Regions from separate parts of the Homo sapiens genome. Here all the other regions are linked to region 2. The links are chromatin contacts, found by Hi-C or POLR2A ChIA-PET in ENCODE. All regions are on one chromosome and are shown on one strand. Each heading gives the region's core, a stretch centred on a gene start or an enhancer-like site at or near the end of the contact. The rest is flanking DNA. Distances are from core to core; before and after follow the strand shown.

Region 1 (4,999 bases), core at 906-3,405, 310 kb after region 2:
TGACACAAAGGAGGGGGTCACGGTGGCTGAGGTCAAGGAGCCCTTCCTCTGTGAAGGGCGGCCCCAGGTCTGCGCGGCGGTGAAGACAGACTGGCAGTGGGAGGGAGGGAACCCGACAAAGAGTTGAGACGCGTAGTCCTCGGGAACAGCACTGTGGAAGTCCCCCGGATTGAGGCGCGCCCGTCCAGTGGAGAATGCCACCTCCAGCCACTGGGGCGCCTGGGGGCAGGGCGGAGACACAGCGGGCGTCCCTTCGCCGCTGCATAGGAGGGCGACCGCTGGGCAGCGGGTGTTGGCGCGGTATCCCCGCCCTGCCCAGCATCTGCCCCACGTTTCTTCAGGCTAAACTACCGGGATCCCGGGCTTCTTCCTAAAGTAAAACTCGCTCCGGAAAGGCCAACAGTCCAGCGGCCAGACGGGCACCTGGGAACGCGGGCCTAACGCGTACTGGAGACGGAGTGGCGCCCGGCACTGCGCGCCTCCTCCCCGCCGGGAGACTGCGTGCTAAGCTCAGCAAAGCCCCGCTGTGGAGACGGAGCCATGTCGCCCATTACCTAATGAAACTGAGAAGGGAGACTCAGTCTCTCTTCTAGCCCCGAGCGCAAGCTCTGCTGGACTTGGCATCGTCCGCCCTCCACGATCCCACACTCCGGGTTTTCCCCATTCCCAGCTCGGCTGCAACCGAGAGACAGACGGAAGAAACTGCCAATGGAAGGACGCAAAGCGTCAACTTTGTGTTCGCCCGCCACTCTCGGCCAATGTGCGCTCGTGTCTCCGGAGTCCCGCCTTCCGTGTCGGGCGCCCCCTTTTGGCAGCACAGGGACGAACCCTACGTCTCGCCATCTTGTGTGTGGCACAGGTAAATTTCTGGACTATCTTTCCACCTATTCTGGTCCTTTTTCCCACACAACCGATTTCTTAGTTCGACAGCTAAGTGCGGTGGCGATAAGGCCAGCGTAGCCTGTTGTTCTCGGATCGCCCACGTGAGCTAGATCGCTACGTCACGCCACGCTTGCCGAGCCCGGCGCCATCTTGAGTGTGGCGTTTTGATGCTCCCCTTTCTCGGGGCTCCGCATGGTTCTCTAAATGGTCCCCCAAATTTCAGGTAGTCCCCAAAGATTAGCCCAACTGGCTCCAGAGACGATGATTTTTCCCGAGGAACTCTGTAATGTTCATGTGCCCATCGCAGTCCAGCAGTGGGGTGGGAGAAGGGTAGACTCGATGGCCCGGCAGGCCCCTGGAGGAGGCTGCCCTGAGGCTGTCGCGACGGCAGTGACCGCTCGGGACAGACCCTAACTAGAAACCTAGAATGAGGGGACCGCTATGCCGTGCGGGGCCCGCGGGCTGTCCCACTCGAGGGCTGGAGCCGGCATCGCGCATCGAGTCCGCTTGATACATGAATCCGTGTGTGCTTGGGACGGTGCCCGCTTGTCGACTGACTTGGCCGACGGACGCCGGACCTGATGGTGGGCAATCGAGGTCGCCTGCCCACAGGACTAGGGGTGCCCTGCCCTGGGAGGGCGCGAGGGCATGGCAGAGGGACGGGGCGGCCCAGGTGCCCGGGTCTCGGCCTCGTGACCTCGTTGCTCGTCGTGGGGCTGCCGTCCACTTGCACTGGGACAATCCTTGGTCCAAGGCGCCCAGGCGCGGGGGGCGGGCACCTCCGCGGGCACTGCGCTGGGCACCGCCCGGGGCGAGCGCGGCCCAGCACCCCGCCTTCCCCTCCCCCGCGCTGGCAGCCGTCGTGTGCCCGCCGCCCCCTCTTCCCTCCCCCTCCTTCCGAGCAGCCGCGGGGAGGGCGGGAGAGGGAGGGAAGGGGGTTGGGCGGGCAGCTTTGCCGCGCTTTGGCTTTCTGCGTCAGCAGCCCCAGCAAAACAGCTGCGGGAGCGCGCGTCCGGAACGCGCTCGCGCACCCCTCCCCCGCGCCCTCGGCCCTGCTGAGACCCGGCAAACTCCGGCCTTGAATGACAGTGCGATCGGCGACTGCGCAGCGCGGGACGCGCCGGGGCACTGCCGCTTTAAGCACGCTTGTCCATTGTTCGGAATCGAGCCAATGAGCGAGCGCCCGCTCCCTGCGCTCAGCCAATAGCGGCCGGGCATGGGAAGCCGAGCGCCGCCCACTAATCTATATTAAAGCTTCTGGCGCCGCGTGAGTCCCCCACTGGCTGCTCTGAAAAGCCATCTTTGCATTGTTCCTCATCCGCCTCCTTGCTCGCCGCAGCCGCCTCCGCCGCGCGCCTCCTCCGCCGCCGCGGACTCCGGCAGCTTTATCGCCAGAGTCCCTGAACTCTCGCTTTCTTTTTAATCCCCTGCATCGGATCACCGGCGTGCCCCACCATGTCAGACGCAGCCGTAGACACCAGCTCCGAAATCACCACCAAGGTGAGGCTGGACGCCGCCCGCCCCCTCGGGGTCCGCGCGCCGCCGCTCGGGCGGTGTTTGGCGCGCAGCAGCTGGACTGTCTCAAGCCCGCTGTTGCTCCCTCTCGCGGGGAAACGGCCCGCCCCCGGCGCGGTGCCCTCAGGCAGCCCACTCTTTGTGTGGTGCGGGGGAGGGGGCGGGAACCGCCGCGGGCAGACGTGATGCCCGTCGGGGAGTGGGCCGGGCGCCCTCGGGGGCCGAGGGCTAGGCGCGGAGGCCGGCTCACGGCCCTCGAAACTCGTCTGTGGCCGGTATGAGTGGCGGCGGGAGGAGAAGAGCCTGGCTGGGGGTCGTCGGCCCGCCGGGCGCACGGAAATAACTTTGAAACTCAAGCGCGTTGGGAATCGGAAGTGCTGGGGGGCGCGTGTTGGGGCGCGGGCCGGCCGCGGGAAGTGGCGGCGAGCGCCCGCCGGCCGCGCTGCTCTTTGTTCGGCGCCAGGCCGGCGGTTTCGCGCCCTGCAGCGGACCTGAGGTGGTTTGTCTAGACTAAGTCCCGATAAGGCGGATGGGGCGACGGGCTGGCTGGCCGCGACGTCGGCCGTCCCGGCGGAGGTGTGACGGGCTTATCCGCTTTGGGCGCTCTGGGAGGCGGGGGTGGGCGCCCTTCGAGGTGAGTGCGCCGGGAGCGGCCGCCCAGCTTCAGTCATGCACCCGCGGTGCCGGGCTTGGCTGAGGAGGCGAGAGCCCACGCGCCGCAGGGAGGAAAGAGAAAGTGAAGCGCGGCGCTGGGGCGACGATGGGCGCCCCCCGCGGCTGCCCGGGAGCACCGTGTGCGCCGCAGCTCGGGGCGACGCGGGCCAACACGGCGGCCGCGACAGGCCAATGGTAGGGTCGAACTGGGGGGGCGCCCGGGCCCCGTGGCGGGTTCACTGCCCTCGGCTATGAGGTCCTGCGCGGCTGGTGCGGCTCCGCTCCTGTTGTCGGCGCCGCCTCGGTCCCACTGCCCGCCCTGGGTAGCGTCTCCGCCCTTGGCGGGAGCGGGGCGCTCTCAGACTGACTGGCTCTTTCTTAATATTTCGGCCCTCGTCCGCGCCCGTCGTGCCCCTGCAGGGATTGGCGCGAGTCACCTTGGCGTCTCCTTAACCCTTGTGTCCCTGGCGTCATCTCTGACTCTCCCAGGGGCGACTTCTTGGCAGAGCGGAGCTCGGGGCCCGGATCTCCACAGGGGCTCTCAGTGACCCCTTCTGGACTCAGTCCGGGAATGAGTTTGTGGGGTGAGAACACCGTCCCCAGTGCGGGGCCTGGCTGTTCGATTTTCTCCGAAGCACCAAAAGGTGACTTCCCGCGAGGGCGATGAGTAGTAGCCCGAGAGGCGCATCCCCGACAGTCTCGGACCTACGCAGCCCGGTGGACTTTGGGGCGACCTCCCGTGGGACTTGGCCCGCCGAATGCAGACATTCGGGCCTGCCGGGGTGGCGGCAGTGGGGCGTCGAGTCGAGAGCCCGGCCGACCGACGCGCGACCCGCGCGCGTGCCACTGCAAGCTCTGCCTGCCGGCCGGGAGTCTCCAAGGCAAGGGACGCACTCGGCGGCCCCGGGCCACGTGCTCCCTGCGCGCGGTGCGTGCCGAGGCCCGCGCGCAAAGCCCGCCGGGCGGGGGATGCGCGCCTGCGCGCCGCGACCTCCCTGCCCCCACTGCTCCCCGGGGCTTCGGCCGCCAGGGGGCGAGAGCGGGCGGAGCCGGGGTCCGCGGAGCGGAGCGGGGCGGGCCGGACTGAGAGGGCCGACAGGTGGCCCGGAGCCGCTCGCCGGACAGCGGCCGAGGGGTTCCCGCAGGCCCGGACGCCGGACCTCTGTTGGTATTGGTGGCCGTGTCGTGTGGAAAAAGTTACCGGGCGCCCGGGGCCGCGCTGCCTTTTGGATCCCGGGCGGAGTCCCACCCCCGAGGTGCTGTCGGGATCCCTAGCCGCCGCGGGGAGGCCGGGAGTTGGTGGCTCCGGCGGCAGGCCCCGGCCTGGGGCACCGCCAAGCAGCGGTTTGCGGCCTCTAGGAACAGCGGTCGGATTTGGGGGGTCGGTGTGCTTTGGCTTTTTTAGATACCTGTCCTGGCCGGGGCGGTGCGGCCTCGCGGGCCTTCCAGGCTGGCGCGCCTGTGGGGCTCTCCCCGAGCGCAGGCCCCTCTCTCTTTGCCTTATTTATTTTTGGAACATAACCTGCCGCCTTTCTAGACGGCTCGAGGGGCGGGCTCTTTGCACTTGGAAGCAGGCTGATGGGCGTGAGTGTCCGGGGCTCGTCCACCCGGCCGGACGGGCTGGGGGCTGTGGCGCCACATGGCTCCTTTTTCCTGGGAAGCGCCAGGGGGCAGTGGGAACCGCCACCGGGGCCGCTGTAGCGGGCCTTAAAGGATGGGAAACCTTGATCACAGATGCCCCCCGCCGGCCTTCCTTCCACCAGACCAGTGGGAGAGGGACCGCAGGGGCATCAGGCCTTTCTCAACATGCGACTCTTAATTTGGGACGGACAGAACAGCCGTACAGACCAGTAGTTCTCAGCGCCTTTGCTTACCCTGGGTTGCTCAGAAGACTTACTGGTTACTGGTTCCTTCTTCCCTTTTGAAGGACTTAAAGGAGAAGAAGGAA
Region 2 (4,589 bases), core at 1,591-4,090:
TTGAAGGGGTGGGATATAAAAGAAAGTGGAGGTGGAGGTAGGGATGGGCTGAGGGGCCAAAAGATGTACTGGGGAAGGGGGCATTTCTTGGGGTCCTCCAACGTCCTGGCTCACGAGCTTCCCCCTCCAAGGGAGCAACCTGAGGTGCACAGAGTGGCCTTGTGACAAGGACACAGAACCCACCTCCACCTTGGCTTGGGACTCCTGCAGCCTATGCAGCCAGCTCATCCGTCACCCACCCTCTTCTCCTGGTATCTGCCACTCTGGAACTTCCCTCTACCTCTGGGCTCTGCCTTCAGCCAGGGTTGGGGACAGCAGGTAGGCAGATCCCATCGCAGACAGGCCTGCCTTCCTCAGGGCCTCGCTTAAATCCACAGGAATCTGCTGGGGCTCTGCCCTCTGGCTGGGGCAGGTGGAACTGGCCAGATTGGCGGTGGGGGGACCACTGTGCTTGCCATAGGGACTGGCCCAGCTGCCCCACAGGGGAGCACATTGGAGTAACAGGGGAGGCTGACCCGAGCCTGGCCCGGCTCCACACTCCCCACCCCCACCCCACCATCAGGGACTCGCATTTAATTGTCATTCATTTCCCCTCTCTGAATTCAAACTAGGCACAGATCAAATGATTCCATGATGACAAACTGCCTGTCTCAACTGACCAGATTCCACTGGCAAACACTCCGCTGACCTTGGGCAGCTCCCTCTGCTCCCACCTCCTCTGGCCCTTGTGCTTCTGGGGCTTTGTGGAGTAGCTGGACATCAATGATAACACTAACAGTAGCCGGCCTGCCACCAAGTTCTTTACATAGGGGATGCCTATGTCTGTGCTTCATTGGCGTCATCTCACAAGGCCCTGAGCTGGCAGGAAATTGAGGTCTCAAGGGGAAAAGCCACCTGCCCCCAGTGACAACCAGGAAGTGCAAGACTCTGACCCAACGCCCATGCCTGCCATCCCCAAACATGGGCTCAAAACCCCCTTCCCAGGGACGGCTGTGTCCACCCCTCAGCAGGAGGAGGAGACCCCACAGCACCGGGTGAGAGGTCAGTGCTGAAGCCAGGGAGGCAGCTCTCAGCAGGGCACCTGTGTGGAGCCAGGGAAGCCAGGGCCACACTTGCAGGGTGAAGTGGGGAACTCGGAAGGCTGGGCAGTGGAGCAAAATGCTTGGTGCCCTGCGGGAACCGGTGGCCAAGGCTACACTGGGATGAAGGGAGCCGTGGAGCTGCAGAATCTGCGGGTGGCCCTCAGTGGCAGGCAGCCAGGCCAACAGGGGCTTTGGGCTGCAGGTCAGCCCCTCCCCTGCTCTGGAACTTTTGGAGGGCCATTACAAAGGACATCAGCCCCAAGATACTCCTCTGAAATTCTGCCTGAAAGGCCCTTCACATTCCCTAATTGGCACTTACAACATTCCAGAACATTCTATGGTACCTTAAGTTTCTCCTCCCCCTCCAAAGGGCCCTTGAACCTTAAGGATAGGGCAGAAGGGGCTCCTCACCCTGGCCTCGAGGGCTTAAGATCCAGCTGAGGACTCCTAGCCTCCCTGTGTGCTGGGCAGGAAAGTAGCTCCATGTCACTGCTGTCCCTGGGAAAGGAAAAAAGGTTGAGGAAGGGCTCAGAGCCAGCCTTCAGACCAGGCAGGAAGGGTTCAGAGCCAGCCTTCAGGCCATGCAGGCCTCCTGGATGTGCTTACTAACTCTGGGCTCGCTGTTCTCTGAGCTGGCTGGGAGTTCCCCTCTGCACCCCCGTTTCCTCCCCTGTAAGGTGGGAATAATAGCGTATGTCTCTAGGATTAAGTGAGCCAGTCATGCATGGGCCGAGAACCAGGTTTGGCATATTGTAGCTGCTCAGTGGACGTTAGCTGTTATGATTGGACCACAACGTGCTTCCGTTTCAATTCTGTGGGCCTTTTGGAGGTCCTGCTGGATGCTAAGCACCGAAACCTCAACCCGGAACAAGACCAGAACAACCTGAGCAACAACAGGACCAGCGATGGCTCTCCCTGCTGGAGGATTCTGGAAGTCACCTGGCTGGACCAAGCCCTCTCCGTGTTCTCTGTCAGCCCACTCCCCAGAGCCGCTAGGCCTGATGTGCACAAGCAGACTAATAAAGGCTTGAGGACAAAAAGGGTTTTGAGTGATAAGTGAAAAAAGAAAGGAGATAGGGCTGGGCCAACAGGCCTTCCCTTGGTGGTGGGGAGCCCTCAGAGGTGGGAGGAACCCCAGAGGTGAAGAGAGGGACATGGTGGGGGCACAAAAAAAGCTTCCAGAGCCACAGGCCTGGGCGAGTCCTGACATGGAGCCCAGTCTCATACGGCCTCTTTCCCTAGTGGCTGGCTTTGCTCCTGGCCCTAGGTAGCCCAACAGCTGGGCAAGGGGTCCGTCTGGTCAGGGGAAAGGTGCAGGGGCAGAAGGTAGCAGAGGGAGAAAAGGACACCCTGTCTGCCTCTGGCCCCAAAGACAAGTCCGAATGGGGCCAGAGGGAAATGGCTGGGCCTTGGGGTGCCCCAGGGTCTTGGAGGGGACCGGGTGTTCAGGTTTCGCACAAGTACAGGAGGGACCGGCGACCGCCCTCCCCCCGCCCCGGGAGGCTCCGCCAGGGACAGGCGTCCCCGGGATTGGAGGTGACCCCCGTGGGTTCCGAAGCCCCGCCTCGGCCATGCACTGTCTACTAGGCGCGCTTGGGGAGCCTAGGGGCCGTCTCGGAGAAATGGGGTGGTCCCCGCCAGGCGGCGGCGGGGCGGGCCCTGGGCGCCGAAGGGGTTAAGGCACCTGGGCCACCGCCCCTGCCGGCCCCTCCTCCCGCGGCCGGGAAGAGGAAAGTCGCGGCGGGGGCGCGGCCCGGTCTCCGTCCCCACCCGCCCGCCGTCCCGCCGGCCCGAGCCGTGGCGCCCAGAGCTGCGAGCCGCTCGCCCCTCCGCCGCTCCGGCCCGGGCCGCCATGTCGCTGTGGTGAGTGGGGCTGGGGGCCGTCGGGGGCCTGGGCGGGGGCGTGGGCCCGGGGCTCCCCCTCCTCCGTGGCCACAGACGGGCGCCGGGACTCCCGGGATAGGAGATGCCCCCGCGCGCGCCGCGCCGGCCTCAGTTTCCCGGGGGCGGATGGGCGGGCGGGCGCGGCGGCGGCGGCGGGAGATGTTCGCGGTACGCGGCCCCGGACCCGTGGGGGACGTCGAGGGGTCTCGGGGCGCCGCGCTCAGCTCCCCGGCCCCGCGGCCCTGGACACCGCTCCAGGACCCTGGCGGCTGGGACCCCAGGTCTTGCCGGCAGCTGGGTCCCCTCTCCCTTCCAGACCCCTGAGGGCCCCCTGCGTCCGGGCCACTCTCCTCCTCTCGGGGCTTCCTTCCGCGGGACCTCGGACCGCCGCCCGCCCGGCCCCTCTCCGCCCCTCCCGGGCTTTCCCTACGAATGGAGCGGACCCGGCAGGTGGAGCGCCCGCAGCCCAGGGCCTCGCCGCCTTCCCGGTGCACCCCCCGACCTCCCCCGTCCCGGCCTCGGTGGGCGGCTTCCCTGGAACCCCTAGGGCTGGCAGGGCCGGATCCGGAGCCCTCCGTTTCCTCCCCGGAGAGCTGGACCTTGGGTCACACCCCCCAGCCTGCACCTAAGGTGCCCCTGTCTTCCTCCAACCACATGCCCCAGCAACCTGGGGACCCTATGGGGAAAATGTCGCTCTATGGGGCTCAGCCTGCATTCACCCTGGGGCCTGGACCTGCAACCGGACCAGCCCTCAGGGCAACCCAGGCGTCTCCACGGGCTGCCTGTCTCTCCTGGCACCCTGCTCCTCCCCCTTGGAGGTCAGCGCCATCTCTCTGCTAGGCTGGCCCTGGAAGGCCACTCTGCTGTCCCCAGAGCTCTCAGCCCCCAGGTCTCCACTGGGGAGGGTGGGGCAGGTGTCCTGGCAGCCCCCGGAGGGTGAGATGAAGAGAGGAGGTCCTTCAGGACAGGGGCTCAGGCCCCAGGGCTTGGGACGACCAGCACTCCTGGCAGAGAGCTCTAATTTCTGCTTCCGAAATGGGTGTGGACCGGGGTTGGGGTGGGGGGGTCTCTGGGCAAGAAGGGTCCCTCAAGGGCTGGAGCTGCAAATGTGCCCCCTCCCAGGGAGTAGAGCTGTAGCCTCATGTCTTCTAATGGGGTGTTATGAGCTGGGGATGTTAAGGTAGGGGTGAGGGGCAGTGCCATGCTAGAGGTGCTCACTGCATCCTTGGGCCTCCATCAACCATGAGGGCTGCTCTTTGTTGGGTGAGACAGACTGGAGAAGGGGGAGGAGGGCCAGTCTTCCTCAGGTCCCAAGCTCGAGCCACTCTCCAATGTGCCCCACATGTGATGGAGCTCCCGGGCGGCACAGAGGATCAGAGGGTGCCCTCTCAATGACTCTGGCTCTGAGTCACCTAATGATACCGATACCTACTGCTGTGGGTAGGTACACCGCAGGGAAATGAAAGGCATTGGGGTTCCAGGCGTGGGGAACAGGGCAGAGGTTTCCACCTGAGGCCCTCCTGTTAAGGTGACAGCATTCCCCTAACTGTGCACCCGCTGCCTGGTACTTTATATAGCACTCCAATCCTGTGTTTTAGCCCCATTTGGGGGAAGAAGAAATCG
Region 3 (4,697 bases), core at 152-2,651, 270 kb after region 2:
ATATAGACCTTAAGGACTTGGAAACTGAGGTTGCAAGTCAGACACCTCAACTTGGATGAAGGATCTCTGCTCCGCTATTAGTTTATGAATTTGGGCAAGGCTAATAACCTTAAAATCTCAGCTGCTTCAGGTATCAATGACGAATGATCCCTGCCCTCTGCCTTCTACTTTGACCCCATTCTGACCTGCAAAAATGCCGTTCCTCATAATCCTCAAATGAGCTGCGGAAACTTGAAAGGTAATTGTGACCTGCGAATGTGCTACTGACTACTGAGACCCTGTAGGAAAAAATAAAGGGAGGGAGGAATACGGATACTTTTCCTTCCAACCCCATGACCTGATCACAAGAGTTATGTGCATTCTGGATCCCAAGTCACCAGATAACTAACATTCTAACCTTTGAACGTGGTCTCTCAACTGGCCGGGACCTAGCTCTCCCCAGAGACCGTGAGAAACTGGCAGTTGACCGGCTCCTCTGAGCCTGCTGAGTTTTTTTCTATTTGCCCAACCACAGCTCTGCCAGAGAAGCAAAAACTGCTCCAGTATGTATGTAAACCATGAACCAAACTTCCTAATGCACGGAAGAGCGCTGGCAGGAACCATGCCACTGAATCAGACAGTGGCTGTACTGGAAGGTGGAAAAGACTATTCGTCCTTTCGCGTCCTTTAAGTACTTCTGTACTTATCTCTGTGTGTCAGTTCTTCCACGTGGACCTGGTTATGAAAGTTAATGCACTTAAAACAGGGCCTGGCATACTGCAAACGGAAGGTGAACACTACCATTCTTTCTTTCAAAAATTTCTACTGGCCGGGCGCGGTGGCTCACACCTGTAATCTCAGCACTTTTGGAGGCTGAGGCGGGCAGATCACGAGGTCAATATATCGAGACCATCCTGGCCAACATGGTGAAACCCCTTCTCTACTAAAAATACAAAAATTAACTGGGCGTGGTGGTGGGCGCCTGTAGTCCCAGCTCATAGGGAGACTGACGCAGAATTGCTTGAAAGCGGGAGGCGGAAGTTGCAGTGAGCTGAGATCGCGCCACTGAACTCCAGCCTGGGCAACGACAGCGAAACTCCGTCTCAAAAACAAACTTCTACCAAGAACTTGTATTAGTTTTATGGCTAAGGTTTGCTTTTAAACATTTTCTTGATCATTGTTTTACAGGAACATCTCTTTAATGGAAATTTTTAAACTTATTTTTGCCTCCCCCAAATCCATAACCCCAATTTGAAGTAGAAAGTTGCAAACTATGGGGATGAATTTGCGGAAGGGTATGTCTTTTCTTTTTCTATGAACAACTCAGAATCACATCTCAAAAGGTGTAGGCACTTTCAAGAACGCTTCATCCGCCCGCTTTAAGCACGCGCACCGACGAAAGAGTTTGGGGAGCGAGCGCCTCGGGCTTCCCCGGAGGGGAATTTTCACCCCCGCCAGAGGAAGAGGGCCCAGCTGCGCCATTAGCGCGTGCGAGGGAAAATGGAGGCTCCTGGTCCCACCCGCGCACCGGCGCCTGCGCCCTGGGCGCCCACCCCGGCCCGCGAGGCGGCCACGGCCGGAGAGAGAGGGCAAGGGAACCAGTGCCGTGTCGCGCCCCACCCTGCGCCCGAGCGCAGTGCCGGCGAGCCCGGCTCCGGCCCTTGAGAGTCCGCTCCAGGCCGCTCCACACCACGAGCCGCTCCGCAAGTTTGCAGCGCTCCGTGCTTTCCCTCCAGCCCTTTGTGTTCTAGCGCGCGTCGGAAGGAACGCGGGAACGCGCGCCGTGCTGTGCGCCTGCGCAAGGGTTCAGGCGGTGCGCCAAGCCTGGAGTCAAGAGTGGGCGAGGCTCTCGGCCGCTCCGCCCCGGGCCGCCTTCGCTCCGCCCCTCGCCCGCCATTTCGTGCTCCGCCGCGTCTCCCGCGTCTGGGGCGCGGCTTCCGCGTGATGGACGCCCGGAAGCCGGCACAACAAATGCCCAAGCGCCAGGGCTTCGCTGTCTGCAGGTCCTTCCGCTGCCCGCGGAGCGAAGATGGCGCCTAGAGCTTGCAGCGTTGCCCAAATATGGGGGGAATTAGGCGCCTCTACCTCCTCAAGAAGGGTCTGCCGGCTGACCTCGGGGGTGTGCACGTCCTTCTGTGTGCAGAACCCTGGGGCGTGCGCCTTTCTGTATGTGCACAACCTCGGAAGTGTGCGCATACCCTTGCTTACACTCCCTAGCACGCACACCAAAACTCTGGCATGCACGAACCCGCGGGTTTCCATGTTTTCGTATGTGCACGACCTCGAGGATGTACTTGGACCCGAGAATGTCCGCATTTGTGTTTGCACAGGTCCGGGTGTGCACGGACACGTGCATTCAGGAATGTAGTGGTTCACAGAAGCCGCTGTTTGCGCGGCCCGGGGATGTACGTGGACCCTCGAGTGCTAGCCCCGCCTCCGCTGTCTGTGGCCCGCGAACACGATCTTGTTTCCGGCCTGTTTTGGATTCATTTGCACTTGCCCAGTTTACATGCAAAGCATAATCTGCCGACCACCCCAAGCAATTTTTAATCTTTCCTTCGTTCTTTCTTCACTGATTTTTTGGCTCCTGCCCTGGACCCAACTTTGCACTTGGGCGCACACGGTGATAGTGACGCAGAGCATGAAGCCAGTGGGAGAAACGCCTAGAAATAGGCAGTTAGGACAACCTGAGACCACTGTGAAGGAGGCGCTTGGCTTGTCAATGACAGGGGAAGCGGCCTGGAGGAAGCCGTGAGCCGAGACCAGGGCATGGGGTAGAGGGAATAGGGTAATGGGCCCAGGACTGTTTGGGGAGGCATTCAGTCTCATTTGAGAGGATGGTGGGTGGAAGCAGAGGAGGCAGGTCATGGAGAGGAGTGTGTGGGGAAGGGACCTGTTGGTGAGGCTCGGGGGGCAGAAGACTTGGGCAGGCGTCTGAAGTGAGAGCTCGCATGGACTGGCCTCCCTAGGGAGCAGTGGGGAGAAGCAGCTGGGGCCTGGGGGTAGAGCCCGTGTGCCCACTGTTGACACCTTCGCGGGCTACTGCTCCTCGTGGCTTCTGTATGGAGCACAGGCCTCTTTCCGGGAGAGGGACTCGGACTGCAGGCTCCAGCCCTGCACTGCCATGAAAGGCCTGGGCAGGTTGTCTGCATAAGAACAGTACCTCTGGTGGTGGAAATGGAGGGAGACGCCACGGCACAGAGGACCTGTCCCAGACACGCGGGATGGCAAGCATCAGAGCTGGAGTGACTGCCGAGGTCCCCTGGTGAGGCCCTCCTTGTCTCTCCCTCAGCAGCCTAGTCCCCTCTGATTTTTTTTTTTTCTTTTTTGAGACGGAGTCTCTGTCGCCCAGGCTGGAGTGCAGTTGGCACCGTGTAGGCTCACTGCAACCTCTGTCTGCTGGGTTCAGGCACTCCTGACCTCAGGTGATCCACCCGCCTCGGCCTTCCAGAGTGCTTGGGATTACAGATGTGAGCCACCGCGCCCGGCCCGTCCTCTGTTTATGGTTACGGGTACTCTCCAGTCATGCTCACGGAAAACCTCTCCCTGGAGGTGTCTGCGTTTGCCTTGAGAATCCCTCTCCACGAGGTCCCCAATGTGTCTGTCCCCAGCTCATTGGAACATGTCTCAGGGAGCAGGGGCCACTTCGCACACTTTGCAGGACAGCCTTTTTGCTGTAGGCCAGATCTTTTTTCTTTTTCCTTTTTTTGGAGACAGAGTCTTGTTCTCTTGCCCAGGCTGGAGTGCAGGTAATATGATCTCAGCTTACTGCAACCTCCACCACCTGGGTTCAAGCGATTCTCATGCCTCAGCCTCCTGAGCAACTGGGATTATAGGCATGTATCACCACACCTGGCTAATTTTTGTATTTTTAGTAGAAATGGGGTTTCACTATGTTGGCCAGGCTGGTCTCGAACTCCTGGCCTCAAGTGAACCACCCGCCTCAGCCTCCCAAAGTGCTGGGATTACAGGCACTAGCCAATGCACCCGTCCTAGGCCAGATTTTTTTTTTTTTAATCTGAAATGAAGGTTTTTTTTCAGTCACCCAGAAGACACTTTTTTGTTTTGAGAGAGAGTCTTGCTTTATTGCCCAGGCTGGAGTGCAGAGGTGCAATTTCGGGATTACAGGCACATGCTACCACGCCTGCCTAGTTTTTTGTCTTTTTAGTAGAGACGGGGTTTTCTTGGCCAGGCTGGTCTCAAACTCCTGACCTCAGATGATATTCCCGCTTCAGCCTCCCAAAGTGCTAGGATTACAGGCGTGTTCCACCGCGCCCAGCCTAGACCAGATCTGTTTTATCTGAAACGGAAATGAAGGCTTTTTTTCTGTCACCCAAAAGATACTTTCTGAGCACATGGTCTGTTAAGCCTCTGTCTGGACTAGAGATAGAGCTGTGGAGCAGTTCCTGCCTCTAAGGAACATACAGGCCCAAGTCCCAGGACATGAGGGTCCAGAAGCAGACAAACAGCTTCTTTCCACTGAACCTGGACCTGCCTTCACCCTCCCCACCCAGCCCCGTGCATCTTGAATTAAAACAGAGAAGCTGGGGATTGGATGGCGGCAGGCCCTTCTCCCCACCAAGAGAGTGGCCCTGCCAGGCACTGCCTTCCTCTTTCCCAGGCCTGGGAATTGCCCCCAGCCCCTGCTTCTGGGAGTAACGGGGAGTTGACTGCACTCTGGGACACCAGTTGGGACCCTCCTCAGAAGGGGATGGGGA
Region 4 (4,523 bases), core at 418-2,917, 420 kb before region 2:
CCCACCTCAGCCACCTGAGTAGTTGGGACTACAGGTATGGGCCGCTATGCCCAGCTAATTTTTTTTTCTCTTTTTGAGACGGAGTGAGCTCTGTCGCCCAGGCTGGAGTGCAGTGGCGCAATCTGGGCTTGCTGCAATCTCCGCATCCCGGGTTCACGCCATTCTGCTGCCTCAGCCTTCCGAGTAACTGGGACTACAGGCGCCCACCACCACGCCCAGCTAATTTTTTGTATTTTTAGTAGAGACGGGGTTTCACCATGTTAGCCAGGATGGTCTCAATCCTCTGACCTCGTGACCCACCTGCCTTGGCCTCCCAAAGTGCTAGGACTACAGGCATGAGCCACTGCGCCCGGCTTATGCCCAGCTAATTTTTGTATTTTTTGTAGAGATGGGGTTTCACCATGTTGCACAGGCTGGTCTTGAGCTCCTGGACTTAAGTGATCCTCTCACCTTGGCCTCCCAAAGTGCTGGAATTACAGGCATGCACCATCGTGACTGGCCCAGTATCAGGTATTTCTTTATAGCAATGCAAGAACAGACGAATACACACGCAGTGGAGTATTACTCAACATTACAAAGGAAGGAGATTCTGACCCATGCTCTCATATGGATGAAACTTGGAGACATTATACTAAGTCAAATAAGTCAATCACAAAAAGAAAAATACCGTATGATTCCACTTAAAGAGGTACCTAGGGTAGTCAAATGCATAGACATAGAAATTAGGATTATGGTTGGTTGCCAGGAGCTGGGGGAAGTGGGGGATGGGGAGTTGGTGGTGGTTGTACTAGGTGAACATAACTTAATTCCACTGAACTCAACACTTACAGTGGTTACAATGGTGAATTCTAGGTTATGTCTATTTTACCACAATTTTTAAAAATAATTTAAAATCCATGATAAATAGAGTGACCATATAGTTTATTGTCTAAACTGGGACACTTTGGGCAATGAAAGTGGATGCTTTTAATAACTACACCTCGATCCTAGGGGTTAAAGAGACTGCCCTAGGTAGCCTGGGGGTTCCCCAAAATAGTCACTTCTCCACTTACTTCAGTTGAAAGTGTCTTCTTCGCCTGGTAAATATTCAGTACAGTAGCTATGGAAGAAATGTCACCATGAACGGTGCCAAGATATAATTATTCCTGTTCTGGAATGTCAAACTTTAACATTTTGGCCACAATATTCTCTTTTGATCACATTGTCATAATAATTTTGGGATAAAGTGGATGTATCCAGAAGTCCATTCTATGTTGGGACACTTGGCATTGCTCCATGCTTGTGTGGGGGTGGCACCTTTACCTCCCTGCCTCAATCCTCCCCTTCCCTCCCACTGTCCCCTTCCACCTATCCTTTCAGGTAGGTCTTACACAAATGGCCCCTCCTCTGTCCTGTCTTTCCTGATCCACCCTGTGGCATTTCTCCACTTCCAAACTTCTCTGGTGCTTTTACTTGGCGTCAGGTGACATGCGATAAGACCTGGATTAATTAGTTAATGTTAATAACATCTGCTTGACTGCCAATCCTGAAAAATACCGTAATTAACATCATCAACCAGCCATAGGGAAACCACCTTGGACCTCCCCGTGTAAACTACTTTGGGCAGTGCCTTGGGTTTTTCAAGAGTTTGTCAGGCACTTGAGGTTGAGGCTCGAAGAAAGAATATTATTTGATTCTTAGCCATGGTGGGAACCGACATTTATCTAAGTGTTTTTCATAGACAGGAAGTGGTAATTCTCACCCTCCCTGATCTGGGCTCTGACTCACTGGGGTGCCCCAGCCTCTGGGCCTGGGCTCACTAGTGGTAGCCAGCTGACCTGAGCATCAGAGTAAGATGCGTGCCTGAAAAATTCCCCTGGTGGGGCCGGTCATGAAAAGTGCCGTTCTCCTCATTCATGTGGTTTTGTCAGGATGCCCGGATTCCGCAGGCCCGGGCCAGTTATTTTGAGCACACAAGTCACTTTAAAAGACCCCTAAAGGTCACTGGTCCCAAGGATTATTTCACCCCCTCACCACAGTTAATGTCGTCTCCCCACCTCTGTTTTTCTGTATTCCCATAACACATTCTGAGTGTGGCTATGTGATGTAAAGAGCTGTTTTCATGCAAATGTTCAGGGTAACATCATGCATAGTGTCTTAGTTCATCTCCTGCCGCTATACCAAAATACCACAGACTGGGTAATTTACAAGGCACAGACGTTTATTTGGCTCATGGTTCTGGAGCTGGGAAGTCCAAGAGCGTGGTGCTGGTATCTAGTGAGGGCCATCCCATGGCGGAAGGCATCACGTCGTGAGAGAGAACACACGCGAGAGGAAGGAAAGAGGGGCAGAATTCCCTGATTTTATATCTAAGTCACTCCTGTGACAGCTAATCCAGTACCCCAATAATGGCCTGAATCCACTCATGAGAGCTGTGTTCCCATGACCTAATCACCACTTAAACGTGCCACTTCTCAACATTGTTGCACTGGCAATTAAGTTTCCAACACATGAACTTTGGGGGACACATTCAAACCACAGCACTTAGAATATAACAGGATTGCCCCCCTACAGCCATGAGTCCCTTGGATCACCAAGTTAATGTAACAATAACAAAGTCTAATATGATTTACAGGAAATTGGAAGCTTTAAGTAGCCTCGTGAAGCCAAAGGGCAGCATTAGAGCATATCTTTTGACACCCGAAGCTTGTGTCAAAAAGGGTATTAACAGTTGACCGCCTCACACCCACGAGGATGACTATAATTTTTTAAATGGAAAATAACCATTGGCAAGGATGTGGGAAAACCGGAACCCTCCTACTTTGCTTGTGAAAAATGTAAAACGGTGCAGCTGATGTGGAAATCAATTTGTTGGTTCATCAAAAATTTAAACATGGGGCCAGGTGCAGTGGCTCACGCCTGTAATCCCAGCACTTTGGGAGGCCAAGGCGGGCAGACCACGAGGTCAGGAGTTCGAGACCAGCCTGGCCAACATTATGAAACCCCGACTCTACTAAAAATACAAAAATTAGCCTGGCGTAGTGGCACATGCCTGTAGTCCCAGCTACTCGGGAGGCTGAGGCAGAAGAATCGCTTGAACCCGGGAGGCAGAGGTTGCAGCGAGCTGAGGTCATGCCACTGCACTCCAGCCTGGGTGACAGAGTGAGACTTTATCTCAAAAAAAAAAAAAAATTTAAACATGGAGTTTCCATATGACCCAGAAGTCCCATTTCTAGTATGTACCCAGAAGAATAGAAACACAGGTTAAAACAGTGACCAAAATGTAAAAACAGCCCAGCTGTCCATAAGCTGTAAATGGATAAACTAGACTGTAGTACATTCATAAAACGGAATATTTCATCATAAAAAGAAGGCACTACCAACGCATGCTGCAGCTTGGATGAACCTAAGTGAAAGAAGCCAGACACAAAAGGACACATATTGTATGATTTCATATGTATGAAATATCCAGGATAGGCAAATCCATTCGAGACGGAAAGTAGGTTGGTGGTTGCCAGGGCCTGGGGGAGGGGGAAATGGGGCGTGGTTTTTTAATGTGTATGAGGTTTCCTTTGGGGGTGATAAAAATGTTATGGTTGAATGAGACGGTGAACGTACTGAAGCCACTGGATGTACACTTTAAAATGGTTAAAGTGGGCCGGGTGCGGTGGCTCTGCCTGAAATCCCAGCACTCTGGGAGGCCGAGGCAGGTGGGTCGTCTGAGGTCAGGAGTTCAAGACCAGCCTGGCCAAAACGGCGAAACCCCACTTCTACCAACAATACAAAAATTACCTGGGCATGGTGATGCATGCCTGTAATCCAAGCTACTCGGGAGGTTGAGGCAGGAGAATCGCTTGAACTCGGGAGGCCAAGGTTACAGTGAGCCGAGATTGCGCCACTGCACTCCAGCCTGACAGAGCAAGACTCTGTCTCAAAAAAAAAAGAAAGAAAGAAAGAAAGAAAGAAAAATAAATGGTTAAAGTGGCAAATTTTATGCTATATAAATTGTGCCTTAATTTTTGAAAAGTTTACACTTTGAGTGAGGCAAGTGTTTGGCACAGAAACCACTTCTCTCCTGGCAACACTTCATAATCCTCCAGTGGCAAAGCCCCTCTCCGCAAACCCATCTCTCAAGCCACGCACGTCCCAAGAGACACAAGAACACTAGAGGCCAGACAGGAGGGGACAGCCTGCATTGTGTCCTTCACCCTTATTTGGACCTTCGCCCTATTGCCTTCTCACACTCTCAGAATCCAGAGGTCATGCCAGTTCAAAAGGAGCCGGTATCATGGAGACTGGGGCTCAGAAACCAATACCCCCAAATATGGCTCTGTGACATGCTGAACTGAAGAAGAAGCCACAAGATTTCTCTGACCTCCCCCAACCCCCGCCTCTGTCTCAGTCTGTCTCTCTCAAAGCACAGAATGAGGTTGTTCTCTGAAGTTCCCTTATCTGCCTAAAGCCCAGACTCACTAAAGAAGAAAACAATTACTCCTGGTCCCTTCCTAAATTTTCATGAACTGAACTCATATCCAGGAAGAAAG

Evidence for each region. Hi-C counts contacts between places; a loop is a spot of excess contacts on that map. ChIA-PET counts read pairs that join two places held with the same protein, here RNA polymerase II (POLR2A). Pooled maps may share reads with other maps.
Region 1: a loop to region 2 is called in a map of natural killer cell, with 8 times the contacts of the local background. The contact joins the promoter of PTMA here to the promoter of B3GNT7 in region 2. A Hi-C loop is called at or near these places in 1 of 168 maps with a recorded cell type or tissue (natural killer cell), 4 of 37 single-sample maps with no recorded cell type and 4 of 50 pooled maps. POLR2A ChIA-PET finds 5 or more read pairs at or near these places in 2 of 52 experiments (Panc1 and activated B cell).
Region 3: a map of GM12878 shows a loop between it and region 2 (3-fold over the local background). The contact joins the enhancer-like site here to the promoter of B3GNT7 in region 2. A Hi-C loop is called at or near these places in 3 of 168 maps with a recorded cell type or tissue (B cell, GM12878 and OCI-LY7), 5 of 37 single-sample maps with no recorded cell type and 6 of 50 pooled maps. POLR2A ChIA-PET finds 5 or more read pairs at or near these places in 3 of 52 experiments (B cell, OCI-LY7 and activated B cell).
Region 4: a loop to region 2 is called in a pooled map, with 4 times the contacts of the local background. The contact joins the enhancer-like site here to the promoter of B3GNT7 in region 2. A Hi-C loop is called at or near these places in 2 of 37 single-sample maps with no recorded cell type and 3 of 50 pooled maps. POLR2A ChIA-PET finds 5 or more read pairs at or near these places in 1 of 52 experiments (activated T-cell).

The regions. Positions count from the first base shown.
Region 1 is chr2:231,706,370-231,711,368 of GRCh38, forward strand. It overlaps PTMA (prothymosin alpha), which reads left to right and starts at 2,156. Exons shown (of 5, transcript NM_002823.5): 1 at 2,156-2,382; 2 at 4,979-4,999. The coding sequence starts at 2,338. RefSeq lists enhancers at 288-926, 1,566-2,203, 2,204-2,842, 2,205-2,264, 2,843-3,480 and 1 more and silencers at 1,565-1,964, 2,485-2,664, 3,095-3,404, 3,895-4,304, 4,345-4,434 and 1 more.
Region 2 is chr2:231,392,870-231,397,458 of GRCh38, forward strand. It overlaps B3GNT7 (UDP-GlcNAc:betaGal beta-1,3-N-acetylglucosaminyltransferase 7), which reads left to right and starts at 2,841. Exons shown (of 2, transcript NM_145236.3): 1 at 2,841-2,945. The coding sequence starts at 2,935. RefSeq lists enhancers at 463-1,045, 1,046-1,627, 1,923-1,972, 4,241-4,589, 4,383-4,452 and a silencer at 2,523-2,992.
Region 3 is chr2:231,660,615-231,665,311 of GRCh38, forward strand. No RefSeq gene overlaps it. Among named protein-coding and RNA genes, the nearest start is that of PTMA, 46 kb to the right of the region's middle. RefSeq lists a silencer at 1,391-1,590 and enhancers at 1,704-1,998, 1,931-4,697. Within about 2 kb of position 1,402, at least 35 of the 41 ENCODE cell types and tissues checked have a DNase peak (open chromatin) inside an H3K27ac peak, as active enhancers do; they include B cell, GM12878 and OCI-LY7, where a contact is called at or near this core.
Region 4 is chr2:230,972,609-230,977,131 of GRCh38, forward strand. No RefSeq gene overlaps it. Among named protein-coding and RNA genes, the nearest start is that of SPATA3-AS1, 21 kb to the right of the region's middle. RefSeq lists enhancers at 1,513-1,562, 1,683-1,822, 3,237-3,356, 4,461-4,510. Within about 2 kb of position 1,668, at least 4 of the 41 ENCODE cell types and tissues checked have a DNase peak (open chromatin) inside an H3K27ac peak, as active enhancers do.